Regions from separate parts of the Mus musculus genome. Here regions 2 and 3 are each linked to region 1. A link is a loop called in an ENCODE intact Hi-C map of the cell type or tissue named here. Cell type or tissue: heart. All regions are shown on one strand.

Region 1 (8,000 bases):
AAGCCTATCTTCTGGAGAGAAGAAAGATCCCAGATAGTCTGACTTATTGAAACAAAGCTGAGAGCATGTGCATGTGTGTGGTGAGAGGTCAGGAGGACACTGACCAGAAGAAGGGACAACACACATCTGCTGTGGCAAGGGGCCCACAGGAGGGGCTACAGAAGAGGCTATGGGCACCAATACAGTTCTGTGCTTGCTCCTGAGTGACTAAGGACACACTGGAACATTGGGAGTCATCTGCTCTGAGACAGGAGAATCAGTTAGGACAAGTCAGGCGCGAGGGTTGCGGCTGGGGAAGCAGGGAGTAACTGTGGAGGCTCTGGCACTGTGTAGGTATAGGACAGTTGTTTTCAAGTGAAAAGGGGAGAGGGCAGGAGGAAGGCCAACTTCCTCTCAAATAATAGCACATGCTCAATATTCTCTCAAATTCCCCCTTATTAATATTCCCAGTGTTTTCTCGCAGGCTGTAATTATTGGTCAGCACCTTTAAGAGCTCACGAGGGACAGTCAACCACCAATGAGGAGCTTTTAACTATTCTAATAAATACAATTATTAGTTTTTGGTCAAAAACAAGAAAATATTTAACTAATTTATTTCTTAAGGCCTAACCCCATATGTATAGGCTGTTCAATATTTATGTGGCCACGATTCCTGGCGTCCTCAATTTCCCTGTGAGCTTCATCTTTTCTTTAGAAAGTGCCATGTGAAAGTGCCACTGTGGAGGAAGACTGAGGCAGAGGCGAGAGCATGAGAAGCCAACTTTACCTCCAGTTCACTGCAGCCACTTCGTTGATGTACTCGGCACTATAGACTAACACTACTAAGAAAACATAGAAAACTTATGTTAGAATTTTGTGACCAATTACAATCACTAGAGAACGAGATAATAGATCTTTACGTGTTCAACAGAATACCAAAACCAAATGTAATTCCTATTTTAACTATGATATGGTAAGGACTCTAAAATTGTCAAGTTATAAAATATGCCCACTTAATAGGAATCAGAAAAAGATCAACACATCTGTGACATGCCAAGGGTCTTACCCAAACTCCCATGAAGCCGTTCTATCCTGGCAGGACCACCACCAGGATCCAGGTGCAAATCTCGGTCTTATCACCTCAGCATTTGTGAAGAGGAAGTAAGCAACTGCAGTGGTTTTTTATTCTCTGAGATTGTAATGAGCCATAAAGCATACAGAGCACACAGCAGTGTCTGGGGTTCCCCAAGAACTCCTAGGGTTATCCCTCTCCAAACTGCAAGTGCATGCATTGTCCTTAATCTTAAGAAGTTGATCCATCTTTCAAGGTCCTTCCCCCGAGACTGCCGTGCACACTAGCTCTGCACCAAGTTCTCAACCTGGCCCTCTCACCTGCTCACCCCTATGCCTCTCCACTCTGCCTGCAGAACTCAGGCTCCTCCATATAGTCCCATGTACAGACCTCAGTTCTTATCAAAAGAATCATTACAACTGGCACCAGGACAATTAGAAAGCTTCTATGGTTAACTACTGAATCCCAAGTGTCCCCAAGGAAGCCATGCTAAGTTTAGGAGTCTATTTTGCTTACCAGTGTAACCCCAAAATTTCTCAGGTAAAATATTCCAAATGAAGAATGGACACCTTTCTGTTGTAAGCTCACATTTCCTGCCTCTCGGTTCCCTGGTTAACTGTCTAAAATCAGCTTTTCCACTCATCAAGAAAACTCTCCCCACCCTTCCAGTGTCCACAAAAATCAAGTATTTACCCTGTAACCACTCAGTTTGGGACACTTTGCTCCTGGGGATTGTGGTATCTGACCTATGAGCCAGCTTCCTTCCCATGTCCCACCCTGTATTTTGGGGGCTCTGAACACTTATTTTCACTGGGGCCAGACCTCACACCTAGGCCAGTCAGCTGTTACTCATCTTTTCTTCCTGACATTTTACTTTGTATCCTTCTGACCCAACTGAGGGGCCCAAAATAGTGAATGTCCCCATTTGGCCAAGTACCAGAACTTTTACTGTGTGCCTGTTTCTGTGCAATAAAGACTCTATCTTTCTCCATTTCACGTACCTAATTAATCCCTACATAGAATTCCTAAAGCCATTATCTTTAAAAATAACCAAAAGTAATATTATATGCATAGTCTGATTTCCAGAGCAGGCAGTATGGGACTAACCCCAGCAAGAAAACATCTACATGAGAGATAAATTGCACTGAACTCAAAGCAGGAATTATCTGTGTAAGAGTCAGCATAAGAGAATCAACATCTTAGTGTACAGATGTTTGGCATCCTTAGTGACCAACCTAGAACATGTCCAAAGATTACTTCATGATCTCCATATAGAAATGAAGGCTTGGGAAACGCTGTGAAAACACAACGCAAACAAACCCAGGGGCAGTATCGCAGCAATGAGAGTGAGCAGAGGGATTCAAGGTTCTCCTACTCACCCAGACACAGGAAGTGCCCGATCTGTAGCTTATACCTCTGTGAGGAGAAGCAAGTGAGAAGGAGGCACAGCAGGTGGAAGGCAAGGAGTCCTAGGAGCCACGGCTCTGTCCAGTCTGTCTCCTGTGAGGAGATAGCGTTAGAAACCTGGAGGGCAGCGAAACGAAACTGCTTTCCTGTGGGGAGTGGGAGCTACTGGTCCCTTCCATTGAGTTTGGGGGTCTTCCATTGGTGTTTGTATACAACCAGAACTCTCAGACAAGCAGGAGCAAGCGAGAGGAAACAGCGATGCCTCAATTGCAAACACAGTCACAGATTTTTATATAAAGATTTTAAAGTCTGAGCACACAGGATGGAAACTACTGTCCACTTGCCTCTTTGGACTGGGTGAAATCTAGAGGGTTATTATCAACTAAACTAACGAGCTAAGTAAAGTCATGTTAACTTGGAATGTGTGAAGCTGCGTACACCAAGCTCCTCTGTGCATGGAGGTCTGGAAATGAGAGCCATCCTAACCTGCAGAGCTGACTGTCCCTGACACTTCTGCACCATGCAGCCGGCTAGTGTGCTTTGGGGTCTTAAGTACAGTCCCCAAGGCTCCAATCTTTCTGATTCTGTCTCCAACTAATATTAAGTTCCTAGTCCCGACTTCTTAGAGCTTCCCATGCCATTTTCCAAGGGCACGGCTCCGCAAGGCAAGACCAGCTCCTCTATCTGGAGCCCTAAAGCTCTTGGGGACAGCTTGAAGTCCAGTTACTGGGTAACGCTCATCTCTTCTGTGCCACATCGGAAAGACAGCGCACTTGAGAGTCTCTCCAGACACTGGCAGGGAAGTCAATGTATGGCGCTAAGACGCCACCGGGGTGAACACTGGTGTTGGGGACTCAGAGGACGGCCGGTGCGCACCCGGGAGCTGCCCCATCCAGCGGAGCAGGGAGCGGCTTCAGGCAGCCCGCCCGCCCCTGCGCAGTTCTCGCAAGAACTAGCAAACCCCACCAAACGCCGGCGCCACTTAGAGCCTGCGAGTTACCATGATCACCGCAGGGATGCTGACTGGGAAGGATCGGACTGAGTATGCGGACGACATCGCGCCAGGGATCCCAACAGCCGGGACGAGTCCGCAGCTTCCGACAGCCGGGAAAGGCGCTTAGACTTCTCGCGAGATCTACGGGTACGAACCTGGCGCTTGGCTCTTCTCGCGAGAGTTCTGACTTTTTTTTTTTTTTTTTTTTTAAAAGAGCGTCCAACTTTCGTTATTGCAGTAGTGCATTTCTGTAAGAAGTGTCAACGTGCTCACCTAGTTCTGTTTCTTCCAGACTGCCCAGAAAGCGGAGGGTTCGTGGGTTCCACAGATGCAGCCGGCGGCTGGGGAGAGTTTGCCAGGGTCCGATGGCATCCTTGCTCCAGTAGCCCGCCAGGCAGCCGGCAGGAATCCCACTTCTACCCCAGTGGGATAAGGACACCAACCCACCCACAAAACTTTTCACCTCAAATTTGTCTTGCCTAAAAGAAATGCAGGCACAAAGATGAAGCAGAGACTGGAGGAATGGCCAACCAATAACCAGCCCAACTTGAGACCCATCCTATGGGCAAGCACCAATCCCTGACACTATTAATGATACCCTGCTATGCTTGGGGACAGGAGTCTAGCATAGCTGTCCTCTGAGAGGCTCCAGCCAGCAGCTGACTGAGACAGATGCAGAGACCCACAGCCAAACACTGGACTGAGGTCGGAGACTTTTATGGAAGAGTTGGGGGAAGGATTGAAGGTCTTTAAGGGGCTGGGAACCCCACATGAGGGCCAAAAGAGTAACTAACCTGGACCTCTGGGAACTCTCAGAAACTGAGCTGCCAACCAAAGAACACACATGGGATGGACCAAGGCCCCTGAAACATAAACAGCAAAGGCGCAGCTCAGTCTCCATGTGCACACACACACACACACACACACACACACACACACACACACACACACACACAACTGGGGCAGAGGCTCTCCTAAAGCTGTAGCCTGACTGTGGTATCCATAGCCCAACAGGCCTCAGTGGGAGAGGATGTGACTAATCTGGCAGAGACTTGATGCACCAGGGTTGGGGGAATACCCAGTGGGGGCTCACCCTCTCAGAGGAGATAGGGAAGGTGGGAAAGGGTCTCTGTGAGGGGTGACCTGAAGGGGGTAGCGTTTGGGATGTAAATAAAATGAAATAAAAAGTCCCAGGATGAATATAGTGTCAGGTCTCACCATGCTGGATAGATAGCAGCTGAATCCTATAATCCACACAGCCCTTACCCAGAGAAATGGGCTGCCAATGGTGTCTGTACCACAGGATTCCTGTCCCACGAAACCGAGATAGACATTCCATCAATAGGACATAGTGAAGCAGCCCTATCCAGTAGACTGGTGCATATGGTATCTGCCCCCAAGGCCAGCAATGAATATACAGTCAGTACTTGCAGATGTAGGATGGGCACAGTATTCTTCCCCTTGGCCATTCACATCCTAACTCATTGATCTAGAATAGACAAAGATAGTGGTGTTTCTATGGATCTATGGGATAAACATGGCCCTAGTAACCTTGTGTGGCTGGCGATGCTATCCCAATTCTGGGGTGGTAGATTGCTCAAGGGTGACATAACACTGGACAGTTTGGAGTATCCACGATCATGCAGACTGAGCCATCTTACTTTTACACATGTTATTGGAGAAGGGGCAGGCCATGGAATATGAACTGGTAATGCATTGTTTAATGGTTTTAAGTCAATCCACAGGAGGCTGTTAAACACAATTAGTTCATGTGTGAAGTTCTCCTAACTGCTCGTGTAAACAGTGAGGACCCAGGATTCTAAGTCTTTATGTCAGAACATAAACCTGTGCACACGTGCATGGCCTCTGTCATATGATCAGGGCTTGCTCTTTCCCTTGGTGGTGTGATCACTGATGCCATAGCCACCTCCACTAGTCTGAACAGTGACAGTCATAGTCTGTCTTCTTCACCGTTTAATGGGCTCTGATGTAGTAGTCCAATATCCTCCATCCATTTAGCATTGCCCAACCTAAGGCTTCCTCCTCTCTCCCAGAGGCACGCCCAGGCTGTCTTTGTTACCTCCTCTGTACTTTTCAGATTTGGGCTACTCTGCTTCTCAGGTATGTGCTCCACCCAAAGTATGCCTCTTCACCAAAGGTATGGAAATGGGGAAGAAAAAGAAGAGGAGGAGGAGGGGTGGGGGAGGAGGAGTGGGAGGAGAAGCTGGTGGTGGTGTCAAGGTCATTTGGATGTGCTCTAAAGTTGTGCTTTAAGGAACACAGGGCGTGTCCACGATACCCAGCCGAGGACCCTCCCTATTCAGTGGTTTTAGTGTCATTTGTTTAGAGTTGGTGTGTGGGTTAGCTATTCCTGATGATTTTTGGACCGACATCAGTGAGGATATGAAATGAAGAGTAACTGTAGTTGCTCTGTCATGGTGATGGGGTCCACCCTTCTGGCCAATTTGCAACCAAGGAAATTAAAAGCATCCATGATGGTGACATGGGACTGAATTCCTAGGCTGTGGAGTCAGCCATGAGTACCTATTATTAAGCGATCTGCATTGCTTTCCCTGGCTTGCCCCAGCTCAAACTCCTCCACAGGCAGCACATGAGGACTCTTACCTTCATTTCGAGGTACCTGAAGTCTACGATTTCCTCTACACCTGTACTGTGTCCCTGCCGCAGGCTTCTGTCTCACAGACAGTTCTTTATGCCACAGCTAGAGATCTCTCAACACAGACAAGACTTCTCAAGTGCTTCGTGTGAACACTTCACAGCTGTCCTTTGCCCTTGAGACCCCTTACCCCTTCCATTGTCAGGCCAGGCCCTCCTCTTCTGGCCAGGCCCTGTCTTCTTTTCTCAGCGCTCCTCCCTTTGTCCCCCAGCCCTTTGGCTCTGATGCCATGGTGTCCTCACAGTCATCCAGGCCTTTGGAGTCCCCTGGCTGCTCACTTTCACCTCTTCAGCCTTGTCCTCTGTGTGCTGGCGTCTCTGGGCTGCTCTAACAAGGTACCGGCAACTCTGGTGGAAGATTAGAGGGGAAGAAGGATCCCTCGCTCCTGGAGATCAGTGTTCCGGGCTGATGAGCGAGTCCAGCTCCCGAGTGTTCCGGGCTGATGAGCGAGTCCAGCTCCTGAAGGCCCTGGCACACTCTACCGACCTCCTCTCAATCCGGGTGCTGCAGAAACCCAACACACATTTGGTGGGCAGGGTCTTCCTTCTGAGTTTCTTCTTTTGGTTTGAGCCCAGCCTGACCTCCCACAGTTTCACCTAAACATGATCCCATCTGTAGGGACTTCAGTATGGCTACATTTTGTCCTGGTAGGTTCTGGCTACCACTTTCTCATATCTTCCTTGTGACACTGTTCAACCTACGATATGGCTTAACGTTGCTAGTATTTTTACCCATATTATTCATTTATTTCTTGTTGGGCATATGTTTATCTTACTGTTTATTAAATGACTCACTTCTTTGCTATGCAAGCCCAGGACCAAAACCTATCCCTGTCTTCAGTGCACCTTTGGTTTGCAACACACAGTAAGTCTGCTTGCATTTTCCAAATAATTGAATGGAATGAATTTATATATGGATTAACATGATTTCAAAGCTTTACTCCTCTGTTCTTTACATTTTACATGAGAACTATTGAGTACTTTAAAGATTTTTCCCACTTAATTAATATATTCAAGCCCTTCCTTTCCTTATAAACGTTGATAACCAATATATTCCTGGAAAATGTGTGTTTGTCTCACAGTTTCAATTTTTTTCCCATTGTCTTCTGTTTAAATTGTTAGAGGAGTTTTAGGGCAAACCTAGCTCATCAGGGAGTACTGAGAGACTAGACTCAGCCACTGTCTTGATGTGCCAAGGAACGTGATAAGTAATGATAAAAAATAGAGATAAAGGTTTAATCATTTCAGCCATATAGCGAATAGAAACAAGATACAGGAGTTCAGTTGCCCTAAGTCTGTCTTCAGGAAAGTGACATGAGGTTTAAATAAAGGGATAATTAGGGTAGACTGGCGAGAGCTATTCATAAGTAAGCAATTTTGTCAAGAACTGGCAGGGTTGATAATTATCTCAGTTTCAGCAGGTGGTTAGAAGTCCTTAATGAATCAGGATAGAAAAAAAATTAAGGAGACACTGGAAGGGAAAGGAGCCCCCTCACCCCTTCCCTGAAATCTCCCATCCATTGAGATCATGAAAGATGGCTGTCTCTAGGCTTTTATCTGCACTGGTCAGGAGACATGCAGGTCATCATGGTCGTGTTCTGGTAACTGACAACAGTGGTGCTGTTGAGCATCCTCCAGCAGGAGAGCTGTGCTCAGGTGATTTCAGGCCAATACTATTGATGGCCTTACCCTACAAGCTCCTACCTCTGAGCCTTAAAAACTTGTGTGCCAAGTGACTTCTCCAACACTTGTGAAAAGTCGGGTGAACTTCCTGGAAGGTAGCTGAGAGCATCTTAGGAAAGGTTCGTAAGACTAAGACCATATCTGTATCTCTTCCAATGATCTGCTACCCAATGTGCTTGGTTCTGAGGA
Region 2 (8,000 bases), 650 kb after region 1:
TGCTAAGAAACTAGAGCCAAGGGTGTCCCTAGGACACGGTCAGGAGCCAGGGAACTTGCTGTGAAGTTCATAGTTCATACACTCCTGGCAATGCTAGTAATGGAGAGCCTGCTGAACACTACCCCAGGCTCTTCTCCAGTCTTCAGGCAAGGGTGATCGTGCTCCCCAGGGGAAGGTGACTGAGTCTACGTGGGGAGTCTGGAGGAAGCTGCTCTCTCTTTGGTGCCTTATTTGGAGATAAGGTGCTGGTAGATGACAAACTGTGAACAGCTCTGACAAACAGGACAAGATATGCCAGACAACAACATCCATCTCCATACCTATGGGTGCCTCTTGGTGTCTCGGTAACAGCATTATTTGGGAATTTCACCCATGTGCACGAGTCAGCAAGTGCTGGCTACCAGAGCTCTGCAAACCTCCTCCGTCCCACATAGGCCTGGCACACCTGAACATGAAAATTACCCTGTGCTCCTTCGGGAAAGCTGTTAGCCTACAAGGTCGACTAAAATAGCTAGTCTAGACCATATCACAAGTCCAAACACATTAGAGGCAATCAGAAACTAAGCAGGAGCACCAGGCCTCTGACAGACTGACAGAGGCCTAGGAGGCCAGGCCCTGACTGCTCTGGGGCCTATGCATGGAATCCAGAGCTCTCCCAAATTCATAGCTTCGGTCCTTCCCGTACCAGGGCTTCTGCCACACCACCAGTCTATAATAACTCCCTGGCACTGGAGTGCCCTGGAATGCCCAGCAGATGTTATTTTTTTCAGGCTCAGTTCCCATGACCTCAATAACGGAGGCTTCAGGGGGCAGAAAAGGATGTGAAAGGAGCAGACAGGCTGTCAGGTGAGACACCCAGTGCCTACAGAAGAACCCAGTGCTGCCTTTTAAAGGCTATTTCCCCAAGAAGGCCAGGGTACCAGGCAGCTGTTTCTACCAGCCTTCCAAGCTACAGAGAGAAGCAGGGTACCACCTTGAAATTCCAGATGCTAGAGAGCAAAGCCAGTTCTAACCTAAGACCACTGTGAAGCCCCAAACAATCTGGCATTCTCTCAGGTCAAAACATAAGTATGAAACACTGGGGAAGGGAAGGACTGGATTTGGTCTTCGGAGAGGTTGAGTGGGGGTGGGGCTCTTAGGCAGTGATTCCACTGCCTTGGGGGATGGGGGCTTGCAAATTAACATCTTTTATGTCCAATTTCTACTTAACCATTGTTCCTTTGTTTCCTTTCTCAGCTGTACTTAAAAGAGGGCTCTAACTCTGGGCCTCCATGCTAAGGCAAGCTCTCTACCACTGAGCGATACCTTTGTCTCCTATGTAGAAAAATATAAAATATCAACATGTACATGAGAGCAGGAAGTGGGCCGAGAAGCTGAAAGAAAGCAGTGTTTTATGTGTGACTGCCCCAAAGCGCCACCTGACGCATACCAGCCTGCACCCAGACACAGAATGAAGCTAACTTTGCATGAGTTCTGTCAAGTGCTTACCTGGTACACTGGAGTCAGTGATACCAAGTGTTATTGTTACAAAAACCTTTCAGGAAACTTTCAGACATCCATAAAAGTACAAAGTTTGAATTTCGGCACACATACCTTCTGGGGAAATCTTTCAAACAGCATCTCTGGTGTTTTTCTGGAAACCTTATACACCCCTTGCTGCATTTAATTTTTTAAATTACTTTTTAAAAAGTTTATTCCTGTATATGAGGGAGGGGAGGAAGGAGGGAGGGAGGGGCATGTGGCATGCATCTGGAAGTCAGAGGGCAATTTGCAGGCAGGAGTCAGGTCTCTCTTTCCACCATGTGGGCCTTAAGACTCAGGTTGTCAAGCTTTGCTGCAGACCTCTTTAACCACTAAGCTTGCCCCCGCCCCCCCACCCCTCCACACACACACTAAATTTTTATGTGGCATGGTAGCATACAAGGCAGAGTGGGGGGACTCCTGCTGGGTTCTACAGCACTCATGTAAAAACACTGCTGCAGAAAGCAACTAAGAATTGGGAACAGTCTGAGAATCTGACTTTGCCCAGATGTGAGAAATGACTCTAGGGTCCAAGTTTTGGCCATTGAGTCACTACAGAAATTCTCTGTATTTGGAGACGTTCCACTCTGGCCCAGTTTAAAAAGTTTATTGGTTTAAAGCACACTGTCTGTCCTCTCAGATGCAGCCTTGGCTGACCATCCACACCCTCTGGAATGGAAGCCTTATTTAGCTCTCTAGAGGACTAGGCTAGGCATTCCCACCCCAGACTGGCCGCGTGCGGCCCGCACAATCTCCCCCAGAGGAAGTAGGACACCCATGCACTTTTAGAAGTGAGAGCCCTGACCGACCGCCCACTCCTTGAATAGTTCCCTCAGATTTTTATAACTTTCGCAGGCATCCTCAGAGATGCCAAAGTCCTCCAGCCCAGCCACAAAAAAGTGAAAACTCTTTTTGGAATGCAGAAGTGCAGCTGCAGGACCCTGAATTACAGTTGGCCCCTAAACGCATGCCTTCCTTCACAGAACCAAATCTCAGAACACACAGAGGCCTGCAGCCAACTCTGCAGCACTGGGATTCCTTCAGATCTGGGGGCTTTCGGTGAAGGCGCAAAGCACAACTCCAGGTGAAAAAGCCAGGAAGTGGAGGACGTCTGCGAAACTGACCAACTGAGTAGAAACAGCAAGAGGAGAGTCCCAGAGCTGCTCAGAACTTGGCCACCCGCACGATGGTGGGCCCTCCATGGCACCTGGAACGCCAAGCTTCTTCCAAGCAAAGAAAAAGCTCCTTACAAGGGCTGCGCCCAACAGAGTCCTCAGGACACCCAGCGAACTTGAAGGCTCCAGCGCAGAAGCCGATGGGAGTACACTTGGCGCTGTGGCGCCGCGGGACCCAGAATCTGCAAGAGGTTTCCTTGGCGCAGGGTGATGTGGGGTGGGCATCCTTCCAGAAGGAGGAGAAAGGGGGGCAGGTACACTGATGGAGAAAGAAGGGGTCGGAGGAGGGACGACCCAACCCCAGGCCTGCGCTTTAGAGAAGAGAGAGGGAGAGGAACCCCGAGTGGAGAGAAAGTTGAGAAGACACCGGAGGGAAGGCCAGGCGGGGAGGGCTCGAGAGACGCGCGGGGCTTTCCCTGGCGACTCCCTACTACTTCCCGGTCCAGCGGGAGATTCCGAGTTTGAACAAAGGCGGCTCCCCAGGCCGCGCGCTAAGCGCTCAGGTCCGCCCCTGGCGTCCTAGCCAGGACGGACAAAAGGCCCAGCACACCCTGCGCCGGACGCCGGGGTAGCCCACCTCTCCAAACCAGTACCCCTGCCCCCCAAGATACCCACGCCCCTCGATCCCCCTGAATCGCACGTCCCGCAGACCCCAGCGCCCTCCGGGCCGCACTCACAGGATGGAGGTCTGCGGCGCCACGGCGGGCACGGCCTCCAGCAACAGATGCATGCAGCGCACGGTGGTACGGAAACACAGGCAGCGGCTTGGACAGCCTGCCCCTTGCTTCGAGGCGACCACCGCCATGGCCCACCAGGCAAAGCACAGCAGGAGCGCCAGCAGGCAGCGGCGCGTGGGGCGCACGGCCATGGCAGATGGCGCGGACAGGAGCTGGCACGCGTGAACAGCAGCGGAGGAGGCCTCGGCGGGCGCGTCCACCGCCGGCTCCCAACTGAGCCCTCCGGTCCCCGGCCCACGTCCCAGCTGTGCGCGGGGGGCGGGGAGGGGGGCGCCAGCTGTGCACATGCGCGTGGCTCCGCCCCCTCTTAGCTTCGCAGAGGGCGGGGGCTGGGCAATCACCAGGGCCTTGGTGTCTGAACCTAGCGACCCTTCTCGGAGGTGCAGCAGGGCCTCCTTGGACTGCAGGACCAGTGCACACAGACTCCACTGTGGGGGGCTCCTAGAGGTGCAGAGGTGTCGCTTGGGACAGAGATTGGATCCCTGATTCTGCTTTTAAAACTGCAGTACCACAACAAAGTTACCCCACATCCCTTTATCATCCTTTCTCCCTGTATCCAAGGGTTTTGTTGCTAGTAATACCTTTTTTGAATACTTACAAATTTTGTTGTGTTCTAGGAAGTGAGCTTTCGCGGCACTGCCTCTTTTGCCTCCGTGCCCACCACTGTTCCCACACAAAACATCTATCTCTAGTTTTCCTCGTTCCTACTTGAGAAACTGAGGCACAGCAACCTCCCCACCCCCCAGTGCACAGCTTGTGGGAAGGCTGTGCTGCAGAAATAGAAGCTCCCTAGCGAGAGATTCCTGAGGTCTCCAACATTCACCGCCAATGAGGAACCCTTGTGGGGAAGATGGGATGGCTTTTGCGTGGACAGCGTTAAGACAAGGGAAGCCCTGAGGTTAACATCAGAGTGTACTCTGCAAGATTGAATGCTGACACTTTATACAGTTCTCTGATTCTCCCTGGGGTTCCAGTCTCTCCATTCTTCAGCCAGGAAGGCCAGGTTAGGCAATACAACCAAGGGAGCAGAGGTCTTAAATGTGAGGTTTGGAACTGGAGCCCAGGTGTGACAGTTGATCCTGATTCTCAACTTGATTGGACTGAGCACCTAGGAGAGTATAAAACTCAACTCTGGGGGAATTTATAGAAAGTTACCTAAAAGGAGAAGACCTACTAAGAACCAGAATGACACCCATAGGTTGGCAGTGTAATAGGATAGATGGAGAGGAAAGTCCAACAGCCCAGGTGTTCCTTCTGTGATTTCTGGCTATGTAAAGGGAGTTACCCAGTTCTGCCAGGCCTTTCTGGACAGGCAGACTGAAATCTCTGAAACTCTGAGCCAACACAGATCTTTCTCTCTTAAGTTTTCCCTCCGTGTTTTGTTACTTTATTGAAAAAAAAAAAAAACAAGACACCAGATGTATCTTGACCTGCAAACTACTGTGTTTCCACTCTGACTTGGGCATCAGGGTACTGCCCAGGGATGGGGTCACACTCAGGCACTGTCAGGAGACTTCCGATGCACTGTGCCAGGCTGTACGGTGGGGGAACTGGAGGCTGTTGGAGGAGGCTCCAGTTCCTAGTCACTGGGATCTCTCCATGACTGGAATACCTCCGACCACCTGCAGCATGTATTCCAGAGAGAGATCGGGATTCAGGCCTTCCTGCTAAACTGCCAGCATGCTATCACTTTCCAGGCCACACTCCTGAGAGTAAGAATCGTTCAACCCCAAAGCCTCCTGAGAGGCTGCCCACCCCAGCAGAACAGACCTTCACTGCCTGGAGCTCCTGCAGAAGCAGATCTAAGTTTCCATGAGGGCAGAATTCCCAGGTATGTATTGCAGCCGAGATGAGCACAGGGCAAGATGGAACAGTCAAGCCCGTGTACTGTGATAGAAACCAGACTCCTATCTGCTGCAGTTAGTACAAGTCAGGAGCCCGATGGACCCTGTCCAGTACAAGACAGCGTTGCCTTCAACGGCAGCTACAAATCCAGGGTCCCTAGGCCACATGCCTCACCGACTTGTTAGAAAATCTTAGTCAAGTGTGTGATACCAGAAACCAAAATAAATCTTTTTTCCTTAAACTCTGCACTTCCCCCCTTAACCCTTGGGTAGTCCCCACACTGTGATTTTCCATAGCCTGGAGATTATCATCCCTGCAGGCAGAGCTCATCTCCTGTGTTAAGTTCTTACCAGGCGTATCAGTCCATGTTTCCAGCATCACGCTGGTACAATAGTCCCACTCCAGACATCTGAAACACTCCCAATCTCTAGCACCCACAGCAAGAGCTCCATTTCCAGGTGTCACAAAGTAAAGCTTTGCCGTTCAGTGCAGCCGCTTTTTCTTAAGCCATCTGTGACGTTTGGTCTTCTGTGTTCATTTGGCTGGAAAAAAGCCTCCTGTGACTTTTTAAGAATAGATGCTCCCCTGCGGGTACTTTGTTGACGTGGTTAACGCTGACCAGTGGGCTTCGATTAGAGAGAGGAATCTCACAAATGTGTTTGATGTTAGTAAATCTCCTCAGTCTTGAGAGGAAAACCTGGATTTTCCCAGAGAAGAAATTCTGCTACAAAAGCCTGAGGAGGTGGCTTGGTCAGGAAAGCACCTCTCTTGTACAAGCAGAAGGACCTGAGTTTGGCCCTCAAATGTCCGTGTTTAGCCTGGTGTAGTGGGAGAGGTCTGTAACCCCAGCCTGTGGGCTTTGGTGGAGTGGAGGGAGACAGGTGGCTCCATGCAATTTGCTGTCCACCTAGTCTAACCAGTCAACCTTTAGCCTGTACATGCATACATGGGTACAAAACCCACAAACATGCATTATACACAGAGACACAAAAAAATATAAAAAAGATTCTGCTGAACAATCTCTCCTGCCTCAGTTTCCAGCTTCTCACTTTTCCTTAAAGGTCACACTAAGCATTTTCTTAAAACAGTTACACCCATCCATCTACCTGTCTATCACCCATCTACCTATCACCCATCTACCTGTCTATCATCCATCTACCTGTCTATCTACCTATCACCTATCTACCTGTCTACCATTAATTTACCTGTCTATCATCCATCTACCTATCATCCATCTACCTGTCTATCACCCATCTACCTATCACCCATCTACCTGTCTATCATCCATCTACCTGTCTATCTACCTATCACCTATCTACCTGTCTACCATTAATTTACCTATCATCCATCTACCTGTCTATCATCCATCTACCTGTCTATCATCCATCTACCTGTCTATCATCCATCTACCTGTCTATCATCCTTCTACCTGTCTATCATCCATCTACCTGTCTATCACCCATCTACCTGTCTATCATCCATCTATCTATCACCTATCTATCTGTCTATCATCCACCTACCTATATAGTGCTATCTATCCTTCTTTCTGCTCTTTCAGCAATTACCCACTCACCACTCAATTCATTCATCCACCTACTTATCTACCCACCCACCCTAGACAGGTAGATGGATGGGTATAACTGTTTTAAGAAAATGGTTAGGGTGGCCTCTAGGGAAAAGTGAGAAGCTGGAACCTGAGGCAGGAGGGATTGTTCAGCAGATTTTCTTTTTTATATTTTTTTGTGTCTCTGTCAAATCACCCCCTCATTTTTTCCTTCCCTTCCTCACTGACCCATCTCCCGCACTCACCCTCCTGCCCACTTATCCAGCCACTTAGCCATCCATCTACTTCCCCTCCCTTCCCCCATTGTGTCTGTGTCTCAGAGGATGACTCAGAGGAAATAGTGGCCAGCTTTTCAGCTCTGCACAATGAAGCATGGTGGGGACTCAGAGCCAGGGCCATGACTAAGGAACGAAGGGTTGTGTTTTCCCAGCAAAGTTCTTACACTGGATCCCTTCACACACTTTTTGATCATCATCTCCTTCGTGTGAACACTGGAGGCTCGTGGGAGTCTAACATCTCCAGACTGGCCTTCGGGTGAGTTTTCTGATGGGCGAATTCCCATTTCCCTCTTATAAGCACATTCCAAGTCCTTCCATCTGGCCTGCAACCTGTTTCTTATTCCACAGAAAACATTTCTTTCTGGTGCTGATACTCAGGCAAAGAGACAGAAATACTCAGTGAAGGCGTGTTCTAACACCTCCACCCAGTGAGGGTGCTGAGACACCGTGAACAGCGGCTGTCCCACTGCCCGCTCCCCTCCCACTATTCCTGGTTCATGACATCCATTTATCGTGTGGTCTTTCAACCATGCAGGTGTTTTCAATATAGAGCCTCATGACAACCTCTGAGTCAAATGTCATCAGAGAGCTTGAGTCAAAGCCTGGGCCCAAGCAACCCCCTCCCTTCCATGAGCTCACCTTCAGGATCCTGGTGGGAGGTTTAGGCTTAAATACAGGACCGGAAACAATGTATAACTAAGGGGTCCTAGCCAAGGTGTGGTCCCACCCCTCAGTGATCCAACGCTGTCTTAGCTCTGTTTTGTGTTTTTTGCAAGGTAGGCTGACAAGTTGTCAGAACTGTGTAAGAGCTCTTACCTGTAGACAAGCCCCCTGCCCCTCCCCTGCTGCCAGGCAACAGGGCCTCAGCCTTTCTCTTACC
Region 3 (8,000 bases), 910 kb before region 1:
GAAATGTTATAGTACAAATAATGCATGTGTTCTATTAAATGATATATTTTTGTTTCCGTTGAATAATTTTTTAAAAAAATGTTATGCTTAAGGGAATAATTACCTCTTTAAAGCCAACACATAAGCCAGTAAGGTGGCGTAACGGGTGACACTGCTACCTGCTGAGGCCCTGAAGTCAACATCTGGGGCTCAGGTGGTTGGAGGGGAGAAACGATTCCCACAGATTGTTTTCTGACCTCCACATATTCACTGTGGCTCCACAGCAGTCCCCCCTAAACATAATAAATTAAAACTTCATTTTCAAATATATTTCAGATTTAGGGTTGCATTTTCAATTTGTTATGTAAATTTACTAAGTTTACTGCATGGCTACTTCACCTGTTTGATAATTAGGCACATATGTTAAGACAATTTTTTTTTCTCCTTTATTTTTAAAAATCTTTACAATCTGTAAGAGGTTTTTAGACTTTTAAAGAGGGTTATCTTTTTGTAAACTACTATAGAATTGTATGGTAATTTTTATTGCTCATTTTTTAGAAAGATAAATGTTCTATAATTTTTATCAGCTTCTGAAAGGGTTCCCTGACAAAATAAATAATTAATTAATTAATTAATTAAAGCTTAACCGAAAGCATTTCTTTAAAGGTTTACCCCAAATAAAGACTATTAGCAGTTACACTTACCAGTCTAGTATTTAAAATCAGAGCCAAGATCTTCAGTTTATTGTTTGATGTTGTTGATTTTATCTTTATACTTGTTGTAGAACAATTTTCAAAAAGAAAAGTAAACATAATTACAATTTCTTTTCTTACATTCATATAGACAATGAGTTACAAGGCACTAATAGTTCTGGATCCTTGGGTGGTCTTGATGTTCGCAGAAGAATCCCTATAAAGCTCATCTCCAAACAAGCCAGCAAAGTTAAGCCGGCACCTCGGACTCAAAGGACTGTCAGCAGGATGCCCGCAAAGGCCCCGCAAGGTGATGAAGGTAACTGGTGTAAACTGAAATGAGTGTAAACTGAGTTGTCAGGTTGGAGATGGCTCAGGGATTCAGAGCACTGAATGCTCCTCCAGAGGACCCAGCTTCAGTTCCCAGCACCCATATGGCAGTTCACAACTGTGTGTAACTCCAGCACCCTCACGTAGTCATACATGCAGGCAAAACACCAATGCACATAAATACAAGTAAAATTTTAAAAAGAGTTCTCTTGTTTATCTGAGTGTATCAAGTAATCCATCTGATTTTATTAAACCTATTTTAGAATTAGTTTAGTTCTATCCCTTTTTAAGCGCCCTTCCCCTGGTATTGCACAGAGCATTACATTAAAAGTAAAATTTGTTTTCACGGTCCTCTATAAAACTGATGCTAGTGCCCCTTAAAAAAAAATCTTTCAAGTAAGCTGGGTGGTAGTAGTGAATGCTTTTAATCCCAACACTCCAGAGACAGAGGCAGGTAGATCTCTGAGTTCAAGGCCAGTCTGGTCTACAGGGCAAGTTCCAGGACAGACAGGGCTACACAGAAAAATCTTGTCTAGAAAAACCAAAAATAAAATATAGTTTTACCCAGGTGAGGTGGCACATGGCTGAAATCCCAGCACTTAGGAAGCTGAGACAAGAGGATTAATGTTTGAGGACAGACCCTGTCTCAAACAAATGAGTAGTCCTAGATGTTTAGTCTGTAGATATCCTACAATTTATTTTACTTTCTTGTAGATACTTGTTTTGCCGTAATTGTGTTGTAATGTGAATATTAAAAATTTGACTTGAGAAGATGGCCAAATTCTTGAAATGGGTGAGGGTAATTGCCCTAAGCCTGGTGACCCAAGTTTCATCCTAGAACCATTTAAAAGGAAGGAGAGAACTGACCTCCACCCACCACTCTCCATATGTGCAGACCCCTCCCTCCATATCATGTACACAACAAATGACTGTTTTTAAAGACTTGATTTGTACATTTCAGAATATATCAGATCTTGCTAAATTCTTCAGAAAGGGTGTGGTATAGTTTCTACTCACATACTCAGTATTTTGCACTATTAATTTAACTTTTTTTGAGGCAGAACTTGGATAGCCATTCTGCTCTTGAAGGTCAAAAGTCTTGCTGCCTCGGCCTTGTCAGTGCTGTGGTCACAGGCAGGAGCCTAAGTGTGGTTGGATGCCTTTTCATAGTGCTCGCCAGTTCTTGCCTCAGTTCCAGGCTCTGTTTTGATTGCTGCCTTTCTCTTAATTTTGAATTCTTTATAATATTGGCTTTGTTAAATGTCTGTGTAGTTCATTTATCTTTTGAACTTTGTATATAAAATATTACTGTAAAGAACTTGGACATTCTAGGAAGCCAGTTAAACTAGAGCTTGCTCTCTCCTGTTTTTAATATATTCTTTAAAAGGCCTTTCCTAGTTTCATGAATATAAAAACCGCTTCCTGTCTTGCCATCTGTTAGAAGTCAGCAAGCTGGTCTACAGGCCAAGTTTGGTTCCTTTAAAATAGATAAAGTTGCTGTTCAGTTAAGAGTATTGCCTTGTGGCTATTTTCCTACTAGCGTGGCAGAATTAACTAGATTTATATGACCAAGAAAGCCTAAGTTTTGTACTGTGGCCTTTTATAGTAACAGATTGTTGGCCCATACTTTAGAATATTTATGGGTGTGTTTTGTTTTTTTTTTAAGTGATGTTTTGTTTACCATAAATACTGAGTAATTGGTTTTTTAATTCCAGAATAGAAATCTGGCTGTTAACATACATTCAAGTTCTAGAAGATCTGTCTTACTCCTAAATTCTGTTCCGTAAACAACATGGTGATAATTGGTGAGGTTTTATATTAGAGGTGGTTAGTGGAGTTGCTAAGAGCATTGAATAAGAGACTCGGTTATAGGTCTGTTCTTGGCTCTGGCACGTGGCTTATATGGTGGCTGCTGTACCCACAGTATGTTGTCATTTGTAAAGTACTAGAGATGGACTCAATGATCATGAAGACTACTTCCAGCCGGCATTTTAAACTCTAGTTTAAAAATGATATGCCAGTTAATTTCTGTGACAAATGTGAGTTGTCTATTAAAATCTGTGGGAAAACGGTAAGTAAAATTAAGGCCTGGTGTTGTAGAGGTAGGACTCTAGAATACTTTTACTACGTTTTTTATAACTAGTTTTATATACAAAACTCTAAGGGAAGTTTTATAATAACATGAATTTAATATAGGTTTAGTTTTTTGTTTTTGTTTTTTTATTGTTTTAGAGTAGTTTTAGGAATTTTGATTTTCATGTTTTTAGATCTCTGAAAGTTATCAGAAACATTTTTCAGTAAATATATATACTTTTAATTTTGTTATGTAAATAAATATACTTTAAATTGAAATTTGAAGTTGGAAAATGTAATGTAACTTTTTTCTCTCAGAAGGATTTGATTATAACGAAGAACAGCGATATGACTGTAAAGGAGGCGAACTCTTTGGGAATCAGCGAAGATTTCCAGGACACCTTTTTTGGGATTTCAAGGTATAACTAAAAGTGAAAAATTAGAAATTAGGCATTAAGTACTTATCCACTAAGTGTGGATTTTTAGTATGTCGTGACGTGTAGCACACATAAGTCCACTTGCTTGTTTTTACCATCTTCAAAAATAATTTGAATGCTGGGCGGTGGTGACTCACGTCTTTAATCCCAGCACTTGGGAGGCAGAGGCAGGCGGATTTCTGAGTTCCAGGACAGCCAGGGATACACAGAGAAACCCTGTCTCAGAAAAAAAAAAACCAAACAAACAAACAAAAAAATAAATAAATAAAATAATTTGAAGTAATTTTTGGTAGAACCAAGTAAAATCATTAGCTGCTATTTAAGAAGAAGAACAAGCAAATGGAATTATACTAATCACTTTTTACTTCTGTTTATGGTAACAACTTAAGAAATTCTAACCATTTCACTGTGTGAATTGAAAAGTACAGTTGCCTAAAGAGATAATTTTAATTATCACTTCAACAGATAAACATCTTAGGTGAAAAGGACGATACACCAGTACATTTCTGTGACAAATGTGGACTGCCTATTAAAGTCTATGGGAGAATGGTAAGGACAACTAAGATTTTTTTTAATAACTAATTTTATAACATAATAATGTACAAAAAAGCTAGGGGGAGTTTAATAATACCATGAATTTAGTATAATTATTCTTTTTACTGTTTTAAAATAGTTTCAGGAGAAACATGGTAAGATAAAACACATTTAGAGTTCTTTTTCAGGAGCTTTTTACTTGCAGGGACTATTTTAGCATTGATAGGTTCACGTATCTGAAAATAGAAGCAGGTACCAGGCAAGGGGGGATAGTCTTCTAGTCCCAGCATTCTGGAAGTTGAGGCAGAAGGATCGTAAGATCAAGGGTTGCCTTGGGTACATCAGAGTGTAAGGCAATCTGAGCGGAACATGAGATCCTTCTCCACAAAGAAAAAGCAGTGTGTTAGCAGATGGACAGATGGACATGTATTTATTGGAAAAAGAGCCAAAGTTTTCAAAACATTTTCAAAAACTTGTGATTAAAAATGGTTGCTGGGCAGTGATGGAGCATGCCACCCACTTTAATGCCTCATTTAATCCCAGCACTCAGAAGGCAGAGATAAGTGAATTGTTCCAAGACAGCCAAGGCTAAGCAGAGAAACCCTGCCTTGAAAAACCAGATAGATAGATAGATAGATAATCCCAGCACTCAGAAGGCAGAGATAAGTGAATTGTTCCAAGACAGCCAAGGCTAAGCAGAGAAACCCTGCCTTGAAAAACCAGATAGATAGATAGATAGATAGATAGATAGATAGATAGACAGACAGACAGACAGACAGACAGACAGACAGACAGACAGACTCCCTCCCTCCCTCCCTCCCTCCCTCCCTCCCTCCCTCCCTCCTAGCTGCTTCTGGTATATAGTCTTAATAAGTTTTCATTTAACTCCTATGTGCCTCCTGTTGGTAGATCACTGTACTGACAATTAGTATTGAAAATTTCTAATTTGTTCTAGGATGCTTAACTATGATATTTTTGCCTACAGATTCCATGCAAGCATGTCTTTTGCTATGACTGTGCTATTTTACATGAAAAAAAAGGAGATAAGATGTGCCCAGGGTAAGATATGATCATCTTTAGATGTTCTAGTAGTAGTGGCTTATAAGCAAGATGGGTTAAAGGTTTTGGAGTAATGGGACTAGACAAGGATGCAAACGTGCTGGCTGAGCCACTCTGTGTGAACCTGGAGTTAGTTTTCCCCTTCTCTGGAAGATGGAGCTAGCCATTGTCAGTTCATTCAGAGTAGCTGAAATGATGACATCTCTGGGAACAGTGTTGGACAGCAGAGCGGTTTCTTGTTTTCTCTTTTGTGTGTGTCTGGCATACCTGGAAGCAAGTATAGCGTGGTTTGCTGATTGAGAACAACCTCTTTCCAAAGTGAGAATTAACATCTTTTATTATTAATTGTATGTGAATAATGTGGCGGGTGGTATGAGCATGTGCCAGGGTCAGAAGGCAACTTGGTGGAGTAGTTCTCTCCTTCCAACTTCACCTATGCTCAGGGGATGGAACTTAGAAGAGCAGGCTTGCATAGAAAGCACTTTACCTGCTGAGCTGTCTCACTGGCCCCAGGATTAGAATGGTTGAGGTCAGGTCCCCATTTGACTATTGATCAGCTGTGTGGTACAAGTGGCTTTATAGCTATCGGCTCCCTGTATTCTTTTTAAGATGAAGTAAGGATTAATGAACAGTAGAATTGGCATATAATAAACACTACTATTCCTGTTTTCCAATAACCCAAACAGGTGTGTTTTGGGTGATAACGACATCATGATAGACTCGAAGTTATACATCATGGTATCTGTCTTGGGATAGCTCTATAATAAAGTGAAAATTTATATTAATTTGGAACCCCTGATAAGAAAGCCTTGAGAAAAATGGAGTGAAACTTTGGATTAGCTCAAGGGTTTCCAGATCCTCTAAACCTAAAATTGAAAGTACCCCAAGGAACACCATTGATTGTTAACAAAACTATAAACAACTGTAAGAAAAGATTTCCCCTCTGTGGTGCAGGATATGGGCTTTGCTAAGAAAAAAAGGGGGTGATTTGTTAATGACCCAATGACAACTGATTTTCTTGGTATATTTCATTAGGTTTTTAAAGTTATAGATTATGAAATATATACTGTGTTTAAAAGATACTACTATATGTTCTATAGAGTTATAATTCAGAAGAATATAAAATTTGGAAGTATATATTGTAGCCTTTGTTGAAGTATTTCTCTAATGCCTTTCCCAGCCCAGTGTTGTGCATTAGCTTAATATAACATGTGATTGTTCCATTAAGATAAAGAATTAAAATGTAATGCAACATTAAATGTAGTGAACATTAAAAGATTCTCTCTTTTACATAGATTTTTTTTTTAATTTATTTACCTATATTTTATGTGCATAGGTGTTCTGCCTGCATGCCTGTCTGTGTGAGAGTGTCAGATCTTGGAGTTAACAGACAGTTGTGAGCTGCCATGTGGGTGCTGGGATTTGAACCCAGGTCCTCTGGAAGAGCATTCAGTGCCCTTAACTGCCAAGCCATATCTCCAGCCCATAGAGGTTTCACTATTACTATTTAAAAGTGCAATTTAGTTTTCAGGTAACTAAATGTGTTCTAGTATGCACTTCACCAGTGTAGTCTTTAGCTATCTAGAGAGAAACCTGTCTTAATTGTCAAACCAAGGGCAGGAAATAAAGTTACCAACCAGAATTAATTTAAATAGTATATGCTACTGCTTTTGGGCATCATGCAAAAGAAAAGACCTTACCCTATTTAGCATGGATATGTTTCTGACTGTGTAGTAATTAGATGGCTGAAAAGCAAGAAATGTGCAAAGTGGCCACAAATTAGAAGCACCCTAGCTCCTACAAGGAAAAGAGACAACTCCCTGGTTGTAAATGATAGATCCTTTGCTTTGTCATTCTTCTATGTAAATCATACTATAGTTAGAGAATATTAATGAGCTGTAAGTATTGGGAAATAGAAGGTCTCTTAAGAAATTCTATTTTGGTGTTTAGAGTTCTGAGGTAAAAATAGTCTCTGGTTGGTAGAGATGTTGATGATTAGTTTCTGATACAAATAGAAAATGTTAGAGGTCCACTAACAGTAATTCAATACTCACTGTTAACTTTGCAAGTATATTATATTTTAAATTAAAGCTTAAATTAAATGTGCTGTTTGTGTTTTGGCTTTAGTAAATCATTTTTTTCTTCCTGTTTAGATGTAGTGATCCTGTGCAGCGGATTGAGCAGTGCACACGAGGTTCTCTCTTTATGTGTAGCATTGTTCAAGGATGCAAGAGAACATATCTGTCTCAGAGAGACTTACAAGCTCATATCAACCATCGCCATATGAGAGCTGGAAAGCCCGTTACCCGTGCTTCACTTGAGAATGTTCATCCTCCTATTGCCCCCCCACCAACTGACATCCCCGATCGGTTCATAATGCCACCAGACAAGCATCATATGAGCCATATTCCTCCAAAGCAGCACATCATGATGCCACCGCCTCCTCTGCAGCATGTGCCACATGAGCACTATAATCAGCCACATGAGGATATTCGTGCTCCTCCGGCAGAATTGTCCATGGCTCCACCTCCACCTCGTTCGGTCAGTCAGGAAACCTTTCGTATTTCAACAAGAAAACACAGCAATTTAATAACGGTCCCTATTCAGGATGACTCCAGTTCAGGTGCTAGAGAACCACCACCTCCTGCCCCAGCACCTGCTCATCACCATCCTGAATATCAGGGTCAGCCCGTGGTATCTCACCCTCATCATATTATGCCTCCACAGCAACATTACGCACCACCCCCACCTCCTCCACCACCAATAAGCCATCCAATGCCACACCCTCCCCAGGCTGCAGGTACTCCTCACTTGGTATATAGCCAAGCTCCACCTCCACCAATGACCTCTGCTCCACCCCCAATAACCCCTCCCCCTGGACATATTATTGCCCAGA

Evidence for each region. Hi-C counts contacts between places; a loop is a spot of excess contacts. Peaks named below come from ENCODE experiments on the same cell type or tissue, not always from the same donor. Only the 100,000 strongest peaks of a DNase experiment are listed, where the experiment ranks them.
Region 2: it touches region 1 in a loop (2.6-fold over the local background); 5 of 42 quality-filtered maps call a loop at or near these places.
Region 3: it touches region 1 in a loop (5-fold over the local background); 2 of 42 quality-filtered maps call a loop at or near these places.

Annotation. Positions count from the first base shown.
Region 1 is chr12:30,580,021-30,588,020 of GRCm38, reverse strand. Tmem18 (transmembrane protein 18) reads right to left here and starts at 3,578. Exons shown (of 5, transcript NM_172049.2): 1 at 3,459-3,578; 2 at 2,431-2,551; 3 at 767-821. The coding sequence starts at 3,515. In heart, no CTCF peak of the experiment used is centred here; a DNase peak (open chromatin) is centred at 3,400; H3K4me3 peaks cover 2,118 bases; H3K27ac peaks cover 1,339 bases.
Region 2 is chr12:29,933,698-29,941,697 of GRCm38, reverse strand. It overlaps Pxdn (peroxidasin), which reads right to left and starts at 3,662. Exons shown (of 23, transcript NM_181395.2): 1 at 3,374-3,662. The coding sequence starts at 3,564. Gm31939 (a long non-coding RNA gene) reads left to right here and starts at 3,711. Exons shown (of 4, transcript XR_001780596.2): 1 at 3,711-5,264; 2 at 7,273-7,376. In heart, CTCF peaks have their summits at 2,288 and 3,198; DNase peaks (open chromatin) are centred at 2,207, 3,137, 3,707 and 7,187; H3K4me3 peaks cover 3,285 bases; H3K27ac peaks cover 3,980 bases.
Region 3 is chr12:31,487,572-31,495,571 of GRCm38, reverse strand. Cbll1 (Casitas B-lineage lymphoma-like 1) reads left to right here. Exons shown (of 6, transcript NM_001253847.1): 2 at 823-990; 3 at 3,393-3,493; 4 at 3,977-4,060; 5 at 5,031-5,104; 6 at 7,258-8,000. Among named protein-coding and RNA genes, the nearest start is that of Cbll1, 8.0 kb to the left of the region's middle. In heart, a CTCF peak has its summit at 4,990; no DNase peak of the experiment used is centred here.